2 separate regions of the Homo sapiens genome follow, and region 2 is linked to region 1. Evidence: chromatin loops called from intact Hi-C (ENCODE). Cell type or tissue: OCI-LY7. All regions are shown on one strand. Each heading gives the region's core, and the rest is flanking DNA. Links, peaks and the distances in the headings are about the cores only. Region 1 overlaps LINC01484 (long intergenic non-protein coding RNA 1484). Region 2 has its middle 12 kb from the start of LINC01863.

What was found. A loop is a pair of places that touch in the nucleus more often than their neighbours do. Peaks named below come from ENCODE experiments on the same cell type or tissue, not always from the same donor. Only the 100,000 strongest peaks of a DNase experiment are listed, where the experiment ranks them.
Region 2: it touches region 1 in a loop (5-fold over the local background); 2 of 110 quality-filtered maps call a loop at or near these places.

Annotation. Positions count from the first base shown.
Region 1 is chr5:173,730,363-173,735,732 of GRCh38, reverse strand. The region is part of intron 1 of LINC01484 (long intergenic non-protein coding RNA 1484); the gene reads left to right. Among named protein-coding and RNA genes, the nearest start is that of LINC01484, 13 kb to the left of the region's middle. RefSeq lists a silencer at 1,195-1,254 and an enhancer at 1,685-1,794. In OCI-LY7, for the core only: CTCF peaks have their summits at 1,790 and 1,995; DNase peaks (open chromatin) are centred at 482, 1,352, 1,612, 2,142 and 1 weaker place; H3K4me3 peaks cover 2,590 bases; H3K27ac peaks cover 3,031 bases.
Region 2 is chr5:173,628,034-173,633,403 of GRCh38, reverse strand. No RefSeq gene overlaps it. Among named protein-coding and RNA genes, the nearest start is that of LINC01863, 12 kb to the left of the region's middle. RefSeq lists enhancers at 1-473, 4,322-5,143. In OCI-LY7, for the core only: CTCF peaks have their summits at 3,267 and 3,488 (motif pointing left); a DNase peak (open chromatin) is centred at 3,533.

The DNA of each region.
Region 1 (5,370 bases), core at 1-5,000:
ATCTGCAGTGCAGTGGCCTGGCAGCCTAGCAGAAGACGCTGCAGAGTTCTCTTTCTGGATCCCTTCCTTGCCCTCCCTGCCGGGACTAAGTCTGTGTTCTGTCACCTGCCTCTCCATCCATCCATGTCCTGCAGGTCTTGTCTCAGCTGACCCCAAGTGAAAGAGGGTCACAGGAAGAACAGACATCACCTCATTTCCAAGGATGGCTCTGTGCACGGAGATGAGGTCTCGCCAGCAAATAAAGGGGCCTCTGCAGAGGCAGAAGAGCCAGGGGTGCTGACAGGCACATTCTCCAAAGCCAAGCGACAGTCTAATTACAGGCCGGCTCTGTAATGAGAAGCGCAGGCTGGTTGGGGCAATCCGGCACGGCTCATGGCTCACGGCTCTGAGGCAAAGAGGGGCAGTCAGCATCCAGGCCGGCAGGAGGGCCCTGGGGAGAGACCACCAGCTCAGCTGTCTCCAGACCACACACGTGCTGACTCTGGAGAGGGTGAAGGGGAGATGAGAGAGAACCAGGCTGAATACTGGTCGTGGACCAGGTGCTAAGCTGGGACTTTTACCTCCATCTCTCATGTAATCCCCCAACAGCCAGGAGAAACAGGTGTAATTTGCTGTTTCGTAGAGGAGAAAATGGAGGCTCCCAGAAGTGAAGCAAATTTCTCAAAGCTCATGCACCTGAGAATGGTGACGTGGGCTTCCGACTAAGGTGTGAGGGAAACTAAAAGCCTGTTTTCTTCCCGGGGGAAATAAAGGAAGAGGCGGTTCCATTCTGGAGCTGAGAGAGACCATGAGGAACAGGAAGAAACAGGCTTGGCTGTGGCCCAACCAGGTGCGCGCCCCCACCACCAAAAAAAATATGTGAGTGAGACAGGAACGTGAGGCATCATTTTGGATATTAAAGCACAGAGTGACATCAGAAACCTGAGTAACCTGGGAACATCAGGGGTACAAATTTGGGCTCCTGACTTTACCTTTCTTTCTTTGCGCACCTTTGCGTTTCTTTGGGGTATAAATCCCTAGGGAAGTGAACCGCCTCTAGGCCCCCATGCCAGGCTATGTCTCAGATCACCTCCCTCTGACAATCCTCGGAAAACTTCTCCCCCACACACCTGCCTCCCCAGAACATCCAGGTGGTTCTTTGGGAAGAGAGCCATGCTTTTTCAGCTGGGCCTCGGGTCCTTATTTGGAAGGGATTGCGGTGGGCAGGGGCTTGGATGCAGCTGTGTGGGCCGAGGAGCTATGACAAAAGTCCTTGAGCAACTGCTGGGGCCCTCATGGCACAGAAAAAGCTGCCACCACAGCAGGGTAAGCATTCTCAGCCCCTCTCAGCGTCACCTGCTTCTCTTCTGATTCACCTCGGGGCCTGCCCGGGTGTGTGGATGCAGCTGCCTCTTCCGCGCTCATGTCACGACCTCCACTCCAAGCTCTGGCTGGAATCTGGGTCTCCCCACCCTGTGGGACCCCTCGTATCATGTTTTGGCCGTGCTTGGGAACTCAGGAGGGGGTTTCCTGCTTGCAAAATGCCCACGCATAACAGGACAGCCCTGTGTCTGATACAGCTGAGCAAAGTCTGGGACACGACAGAACAGGTGTCACATCCTGGCTTTGCCACCAGAGCCTCAGTTTATGTAAATTGGGGAAGATCTCCACCCTCACACTTGTTCACAGCAGAGCTGTGGAGCCGTGTAAGACCTCAGGCCCTGCCGTGATGCTTCTTCCCTCCCAAGCCCGGCTCCGGCGCCTGCCAGCAGTGCCGCCTTGGCACCACCTTCTTGGCCCTCGCCAAGCCTCAGCTTCCTCATTTATGAAGTGGGCATAGTGGTCCTATCTATTTCACAGGATGCTGGTAAAGATCAAACGAGCTGATCCAAGTGTCCCCTGAAGTGCTACACCAGCCATTTAGCAACCTCGCCATGCGCCACCTGCATGCAGCCTGGAGTGGCAAAGGCCCTGAAGACGCTGAAGCTGTTGACCTTTTCCTCTTTTTCAGGAACATGGTCCCTGGGAGTCATTTTCTTTCATCATCCACAAATAAGAAAAGACGTTGTTACATTAGCTCCAAGATAGCTCTTTCCACAATGGGAAATTTCTGCTGACAGTCACTAAGGAAACACAGGCCCACCGGGTGGGGCTCTCGGCCAGCATCTTGAAGGCGGGTACAGGAAGCAACTCACTAGTGACTTTGAGTGTCACCTAGCAGGTCACCACTGCCTCAGGAGTGGCTGGCAAGGGCAGCGCAGGCCTCCACCTCCACGGAGGGGGCTCCATCCATTGTACCAGCAGGTTGGCTGCAGGATGGCACCCCTGGGAAAACAGGGTAGTCTTGAGGGCCAGGAGAAGGTTGGCATTAGAGGAGACTGGGATGGGCCCCAGATATTTTGTTCTCAGAGGCTCCGACTCCATCTGGTCAGCTCCATGGCCACTCTTGCCTCACTGTGGAGGCAGAAGCAGCTGGCATTGCCATGGTAACCAGGCAGCACCAACTTCCAACTCACCTCTGAATTTTCTATGACAACGAACATGTTTGCAAAGTGAGAGCCATGAGCAGAAAATTATGCCAGGGAGCTGTGGGGAGCTGATAAGGAAGGGTGGTCAAATTTCCTACCTCCTTGATTAACGAAGAATGCAGAAAAAAGGCACAGGACTACCCCAAATTCAGGCCTGAAAGAAACGTTAGCTACACTTCCCCGTGTTGGGTTAGAGAGTACAGTAACTACTGTTCCCTTTACACATAAATGCTATAAGCAACTGTGACCTCTCAGGCTCTGGTGCAGATGCTGGGACGAGGAGCTAAGGAGATGAAAAGACAGACGGGACCTGGTTATCAGTGAGATGAAAGTCCCTGGAACCCAGATCGGAGAGGGCTTCATGGGAAGGAGGGCTTCACAGATTTAAAAAATTCAGGCTGGGCGCAGTGGCTCACGCCTGTAATCCCAGCACTTTGGGAAGCCGAGGTGGGTGGATCACCTGAGGTCAGGAGTTTGAGACCAGCCTGGCCAACATGCTGAAACCCCAGTCTACGAAAAATACAAAAATTAGCTGGGTGTGGTGGTGCGTGCCTGTAATCCCAGCTACTCTGGAGGCAGAGGTTGCAGTAAGCCAAGATTGCACCACTGCACTCCAACCTGGGCAACAAGAGGGAAACTCCATCTCAAAAAAAAAAGAAAAGAAAAGAAAAGAAAATTCAGATTCCCAGAAGATGCAAAGGGCATTCCCTATGTGCCTGGCAACAGGAAGGTAATTCCACATCTATCCCACACCCATCTCATGATGGGCCTGGTCTCTCCTCACCACTGTAGAGTCAGCCACATAATTATTTTAACATCTCTAGTATCCACATTAATAAAAGTAGGCAGAAACAGGTACAATGAACTTTAATCATACATTTTATTTCATATAATGCATTCAAAATATTATTTCAACATGGAATCAATATAAAAGTGATTGCTGTGATTTTTTTCTTTTTTGAGACATGGTCTTACTCAGTCACCTAGGCTAGAGTGCAGTGGTGCGATCTCAGCTTACTGTAGCCTCTACATGAGGATCAGGTGATCCTCCCACCTCAGCCTCCTGAGTAGCTAAGACCATAGGTGCCTGCCACCACACCCAGTTAATTTTTGTATTTTTTGTAGAGACAGGGTTTCAACATATTGCCCAGGCTGGTCTCAAACTCCTGGGCTCAAGCGATCCAACAGCCTTAGCCTCCCAAAGTGCTGGGATTACAGGTGTGAGCCACCACGCCCGGCCTACTGTGATGTTTTATGTTCCTTTTCCTTTCTAAGTCTCAGAAATCTGCTGTGTCTTTTACCTTGATAGCACCTCTCAAAATGGACTTGCACATTTCAAGTGCTCCATGGCCACATGTGGCCAGTGGCTACCATACTAGATGTTGTGGTTCTGGATGCTGAAGGTGGAGGTGTGGCTACGTGATATACTTTGCCTTGGGTTGGAGAGCTTGTCCACTTCAGAGCTGAGAATCCAAGCCAGGACTGTGCCATGGGAAGGGGTCCAAGCAGCAGGTGTGGTCCTGGGAACAGGGAATCTGCTGCAACAGCTCTGCTCAACCTCTGCGGACATTTTGGGCCAGGTCATTCTTTGTTGTGGGCGGCTGTCCTGTGCATTGTAGAATGTTTACAGCATCCTCAGTCCCTGCGCACTAAAGGCCATTAGCAGTCCCTGAATTGTGACAGCCAAAAATGTCCCCAGACGTTGCCAATCTGCACTGCAGATTCTGGAGTTGCCAGGCCCCATAATTGCGTGAGCCGATTCCTTAAGGCAAATCTCTTTCGAATACATGCACCCCCTATCAGCTCTATTTCTCTGGAGAGCCCTGATTAATACAACAGATTTTCATTAGCTACTTTTTGAAGAAGTAGGAGAAAGATAAGTTAGGTTTTCTGTAAGTGCCAGGAAGAAACACAGTGTTTAAAGAAGGAAAGTCACAAGCGGAAACAGCATTTGGTAAGGAATCATCTCATGATCAGATACTGGAGATGCTGGAATGCCGGCCAGGGTGGGAGACAGCTTTAAGTAAGACCAGGTTGAGGCATGGAGTGGGCCGGGGCAGGTCCCAGCTGGACTGGGTGAGGTGACGGGCCTGTGGGGAGCTGAAGGTCTGAATGTTAGTGCAGTGGTAGCTAGGACCAGCTGGACTTGACTGCAGATGTGTGGGAGGGCAGGAGATGGAAGCAGAGTCAGTCAGCTCAGCAGCTAGGCTGGGCCCTGGGGAATATGAGCAGGAGCAGGTGACAGGAGAGATGAGAAGGTTCTGACAAACAATGATCAATTCTTAATGGGGACCCTGCTTGATTGTACTTAGTTGCTGGGCACCTGAGCAAGAATAGGCCGGGTGCACTGAGGAACGTGGCACCTGAAATAAAGCAGGCCGGTGGCGGGGGCGGAGGGTCCCGGAAGCTCTGAGGCAGATGAGCTCTCCGAGGAGAAGAGCAGAGAGGCCTGCGCTGGATGCCTGGGGCACCGCCCCTGGGAAGCAAAGGATAAGAAGCCAGTGAGGGAAAAGAAGAGGCTTGACCGGCAGTGCCAGGAAGGCCCCACCAAGCAGCAGAGGCTCTTCCTTGAGACCCTTCCTCTGCTCAGGAGCCTACGGGGTGCAGTAAACTGAGTCTGGGCTCCCGCGTACCCCACCATGTGACCATGTGACCTTGGTTGATCGCCTCCCTAAGCTGCAGCTTTTCATCTGCAACTTGTAGGTAGTAATTGCCACCCCGCAGTTACTGCAAAGATCGGATGAGGTTATAATTGCTAACCCTGAGGCACTTAATAGGTGCTTAATAAACCTCTTGGCCTGTTGGTAGCTGTCTGGTCATAGCAGGTGTCCCATCCTGACCTGTGTGCAAGGAAGAGCATGCT
Region 2 (5,370 bases), core at 371-5,370, 100 kb after region 1:
TATCTGTGACCTTGACTAAGCCAAGGTCACCACGGCAGTGATGCCAGCACCTTCTACACGCCACCAATGGGTTCAACATTTCACATGCATTGCTAGTTTCATGCTGAGCACAGCCCTCCGTGGAGGGGGGGCTCTGGATATTTGTTTTACAGATGAGGAGACTGCAGCTCAGAGAGGACAGTTCACTTGTTCATAATATACCTCTTCTGGAACCAGAAACAGAGACCAAGCCCACGGTGAACAGATTCCAGAGTGTGAATTCTTTCATCTTCTGTGTCCCCTGAAGGTTTTATTTGCCATCGTGCTTAGCTGAAAAGAGCTGAGAAAAAGTTAGAGCTAATATTTTGGGAGCATCTCTATCTGCACCTTACTGCTTACCCAGGCATTGCCTTGTTGAATCCTAACAGCAGTCCTGTGAAGTAGGATTATCACCCCCAATTTTCAGGAGCAAACTTGGACGCCTCGCTCAACTTGTCGATTGAATCTCCTAAGTCGATTGAATCTCCTAAGTCCACGAATCTTGAGCGGAGCGGGGATCCAGGCTCAGGTCAGCATCCATGGCCTTCTGCCACATGCACTGTTTTGCTGTTGTGCCTAGGACATTTGCTTCTCCCTGGAGTGCTGAGGTCCCACATAATGAGCAAGATTGAGAGGAAAGGGAAGAAGAAAGGGCCGATACCAAAACCAGCTCAGGGTAGGGGACTGCAATAAAGGGGAAGAAGAGCAGGACATGAAAAGGCTGGTCCCTTCCCCATGGGAACAGGGAATTAGGGGAGAGAGTTTGGTACTATGATCATGACTGTTCTCCCTTCATCAGAATTAGAAGTACCTAGCCCTCCAATTCTAGATCTTCCCAAATTTCAGAACTTTGTTAAAGATGAACATTGTCAGGCTGGGTGCGGTGGCTCATGCCTGTAATCCCAACACTCTGGAAGGCCGAGGCAGGCAGATCACAAGATCAGGAGTTCGAGACCAGCCTGGCCAACATGGTGAAACCCCATCTCGACTAAAAATACAAAAATTAGCTAGGCGTGGTGTCAGGCGCCTGTAATCCCAGCTACTTGGGAGGCTGAGGCAGGAGAATCTCTTGAACCCGAGAGGCAGAGGTTGCAGTGAGCTGAGATCACGCCACTGCACTCCAGCCTGGGCGACAGAGTGAGACTCTGTCTCAAAAAAAAAAAAAAAAAAAAAGATGAACATTGTCTGTGGAGCCTCCCTCCAGCCCATACTGAGCCTGATCTCTGCCAGCATTTAGAGCCTGTGCTTCAATCACTCACAGCGTGTACTGTGGTCTGTCTCAGGTGTCTTGGGGTAGAAAATTCCCATTCGATAGGCGGTCTCCATTGAGATAGGAAGTTGCTAAGAGGGAGGACATTGTCCTACTCATTCCTTTCTTGTTCCTCACAGAACTCAGAAGACTAGTGAAAATAGATATGGGCCCAAATAAATACTTGTATTGTATTGTACTTGTATTGTACAAAAAACTGTTCCCATTTTATACAGAAAAACAGAGGCAATGGCAACTCCTATCAATTAGGTCAGTGGCTCTGGGCTTATCCGATTTTCCTTTAACATCAAATCTCCTGATCACTACTAAATCACAAATCAAAAGCCAAGTAAATCTGGATTGATTTTAAAAGGAGGAGAAGGCAGAGAGAAAGAGAGGGAGGAAGGAGAGAGAAGGAATGAAGAGGAAGATGAGGTGGGAGGAAGGGGAGGAAGAAGAATAGGAGGAGGGAAGAGTTGCGGTGAGGGATGAGGAAGAGAGTGGAGAAGATGAGGACTGGGAGGAGGAGAGGGGAGGAGGAAGATGGGGAAGAGATCGTGAGATGGAAGAGGAAGAAGGAGGAGATAAGGAGGAGGGGGGTAGGAGATGAGGAGGAGGGGGTAGGAGATGAGGAGGAGGGGGGTAGGAGATGAGGAGGAGGGGGTAGGAGATGAGGAGGAGGGGGATAGGAGATGAGGAGGAGGAGGGGGGTAGGAGATGAGGAGGAGAAGGGGGGTAGGATATGAGGAGGAGAAGGGGGGTAGGAGATGAGGAGGAGAAGGGGGGTAGGAGATGAGGAGGAGGAGGGGGGTAGGAGATGAGGAGGAGAAGGGGGGTAGGAGATGAGGAGGAGGAGGGGGGTAGGAGATGAAGGGAGGGAGGAGGGAGGACTTGAGGAGAAAAAGAAGGGGGCAGTGGGGGAGAGGAGGAGAGGAAGGAGAGGAGGATTTTGCTCTGGAATGGGGCACAGCTTAAAACTGAAAGTGGGTACAAAATCGGATTGGAGACAGAAATAGCACTCTTTTCTCCAACATGAATTCTATGTTTCCTAATCTAAAAAGGGATTGTTCTGCCACGCAAACCTCCTCTTCTGTGCCTGCCTCACCATGATGCAGGTATATTGACTTCATCAAATGCGGAAGCCTAACTCGCTGTAGAATGAACTACATCAGAAACTCTGCCAGGTTAATCTTGACAGAAATCTGGCGACAAGGTCAAATCTTGAAGCAAAACAAAACAGACAGCCCAGGAATGTGCAGCCCAGCCATCCCTCACTTGGCACAGTGCAGGCAGTCACTGTGAGGGGCTTCCGGTGTGTGGGTGGGAGTGCTTTACTTCCAGGCAATGCCAAACAAGCAGGGTGCTTATCCTTGGGCCCCCAGTGCCCACCACAGTGCCTGACACAGAAGAAGCTCCACAAACATGTCATCTGTTCTCATTTTTGTGTTTACAAACACAGTAAACAGACCACTACATTTAACAACTTTCGTTATGTCAAGATTCGCCAACGAGTCTCAATACTAGCCAGACAGACTTTCTCCACAACATCGTTTTCATATTGATTTATTTTGGCAGTTATTGTTAATAATGAATTTCATATATGATACAGGCATTCTGGGAATGCATCAGTGCCCTTCAAAATGGTGTTTTATGATTCTGATCTTAGCTGAGCCATTCATCTCTGTACCGTCGGATCCAGTTTGGCCACTCCTGGATCTGGAACATAAGCCCCATGCTTTGTTTCTGTCTTTTCTGTCACTTGTCATGGTTTAGAATTATGTATTTGTAGGTTGATTTGTTCTGTGTCTGTTCACCCCCCTAGAAATACAGATGTCCATGAGGGCCAGAATCATTTCTGCTTTGGGCGCCACAGAGTCCTCCATCTTTAGTATATAACCCTGTGCTGATATAATGTATGGCACATCATAGAAGCTTGACAAACATTTACTGAGTGAATGTATGAGGCTGGATTCAATGCCTCTTAACTTCTTAGCTCCCTTTCAATGGGGAGAATCTCAAGCTCCATAACACAGGGAGCTCTTGGCTGTCTGACCCCAAGGGTGCAGTGCTTTGTGAACTGGCTGGTCATGCTATCACAGTCTTAGGACTCCAGATTCCACCCCTAGGGTGGCTGCAGGGCCTATGGCACAGCTTGGACCAGGGGCATCTTGGCTGAGAGGGTGGACTCAGCCTGGGGGGATGGAGGACCGGCCCACCATGGAGCTCTCCTGATACTGCCCCCATCAGGCCAAGCCTGGGAAGAGCATCTCTGACTCCAGTAGGTCCCTGGCTGCTATAGCAGCATGTGCTCCATGCCAGGGCAGGTGTGTGGGGAGCAGCAGGGGGTCTACTCCTCCATGCAGGGGTAACCCTGAGGTTGGGGGAGACATGCACTTCTGAGAAGGTGGGCCACACATAATAATGCTGAGTTAGGTATTGCTGCATCACTGTTCTGCAAGACCTGCCCTGTCATGCAGAGTTGCAGCATGTGCAAGGCAAAGAGGGGGCCAGATCCAGCCTCCAAGGAGAGGTTGGTGAGAGCCAGTGACACCCAGCACACATTCTGGGCTCCAGCCCCAATCCTCCAGGCCGACTTCCTGCTTTTCCTGTTCCCAACACTGTGAAATAACCTCTCCAGTGGCTCCCCAGAATTCTTAGAATGCAACCTGAACTCCCGCAAGGCCTCCCCCTGCAGCCATCCTCGTCCCCGCTGCCCCTCGGTCAGGCCAGGCTTGTTCCCATCTCCAAGCCTTTGCTATTGTTCCCTACCTTGGGACCCTCTTCCTGCCTTGTAGGTCTAAGTGTACCCAGCTCCTTCTTGTTATTTAGGTCTTAGCTCAAATGTCACCTCCCAAGAGAGGCCTCCTCTGATCATCAACTTATCTGCACCCAAAATGATTTTGATCTTGATTTTGCATGTTTGCTTTTTTGTTTGTTGCTTGCTTGCTGGCTAAGCTCCAAGTACTGAAACTGTGCTACCTTTTACTTACTCTTCTTGCCCTACCCCCTAGCACAGGGTAGCACGTGGAAGGCATTAGATAAGTATTTGTATGAATGAGTGAGTGAGTGAAGGCTCAGTTAAATAGCGAGGGCCAACACAGCTTCCCAGGGTCCATTCAATACCAGGCCTGTCCAGCAATGAGACTAATTCCAAGATGCATGGGGACTGAGCATTGACTATATGACAAGCACTTTACATGTAAGACTTTATTTAATCTGCCAGCCCCCCCAGTGAGCTACCACCACGGGGAATCCCATTTTACAGATAACTCACTCAAGGTCTCTTGGCTAAGACATCACAGAGCTGGGACTCCAACCTCATTCCGCCTGTCCCTGGAGACTGAGCGAGGGCTCAAATGCCTCTCTCTCCTGCGACCCCTGCACATCACAAGATCCATCTGTAAGTCCATGCCCGAACAGGGCAAAGGCAGGAAAAAGGGCTCCCTGAATGCAGCTGGTCCTATCCCTTTGTCCAACAGGTATCTGCCAGCCCCTTGCTCTGTGTGGGTCCCGAGGCCAAGGGCTGGAACACAGACAGCAACAAGGCTGAGCCTTACCCTCCTGAGCTCAGGGACCCATATCACATTGAGCCACACTGCAGTGGTCTTCTAGAACATTTTTCCTTAATTAAGGGCAATTAAAATTCCTTGGGTTTTGAGGATTTCTTAAAATTCCTTGGGGGCGTGGACGATGTCTGAATTCAGGGGAGACACATGAGATGGGGGGAGGAAAGCCAGCTGGCTAGGTAGACTGGCCTCCCAGGGCTTGCCCCAGTTTGAAGTCACTTCCTCTCCCAAATTCCAACTCTCCAGCTTTCCGGCCCCTAGCTCTGAACCCAGGCTGAGGGCCAGAGGGCACTGGTGTGGGGAAATGTGCCTGCTCAGCATTTTGTAGCAGGTCTGGGAGTAAAGGCATCAGGGCTTCTGCTGAGACACTGGAATTTTTCAGTTTAAAGCCCGAAGTTCACTCTTTCTTTCTCTCTCCCTTTCATTCATTCATTCCTGGCAAACTGCGCATTCTCTCCTCCTCCCACTGCGAATCCCATTGTCATTCCAGCAGCATTTCAACCCACTGCAGGCGAAGTGGAGGCTCTCTCTCTTCCA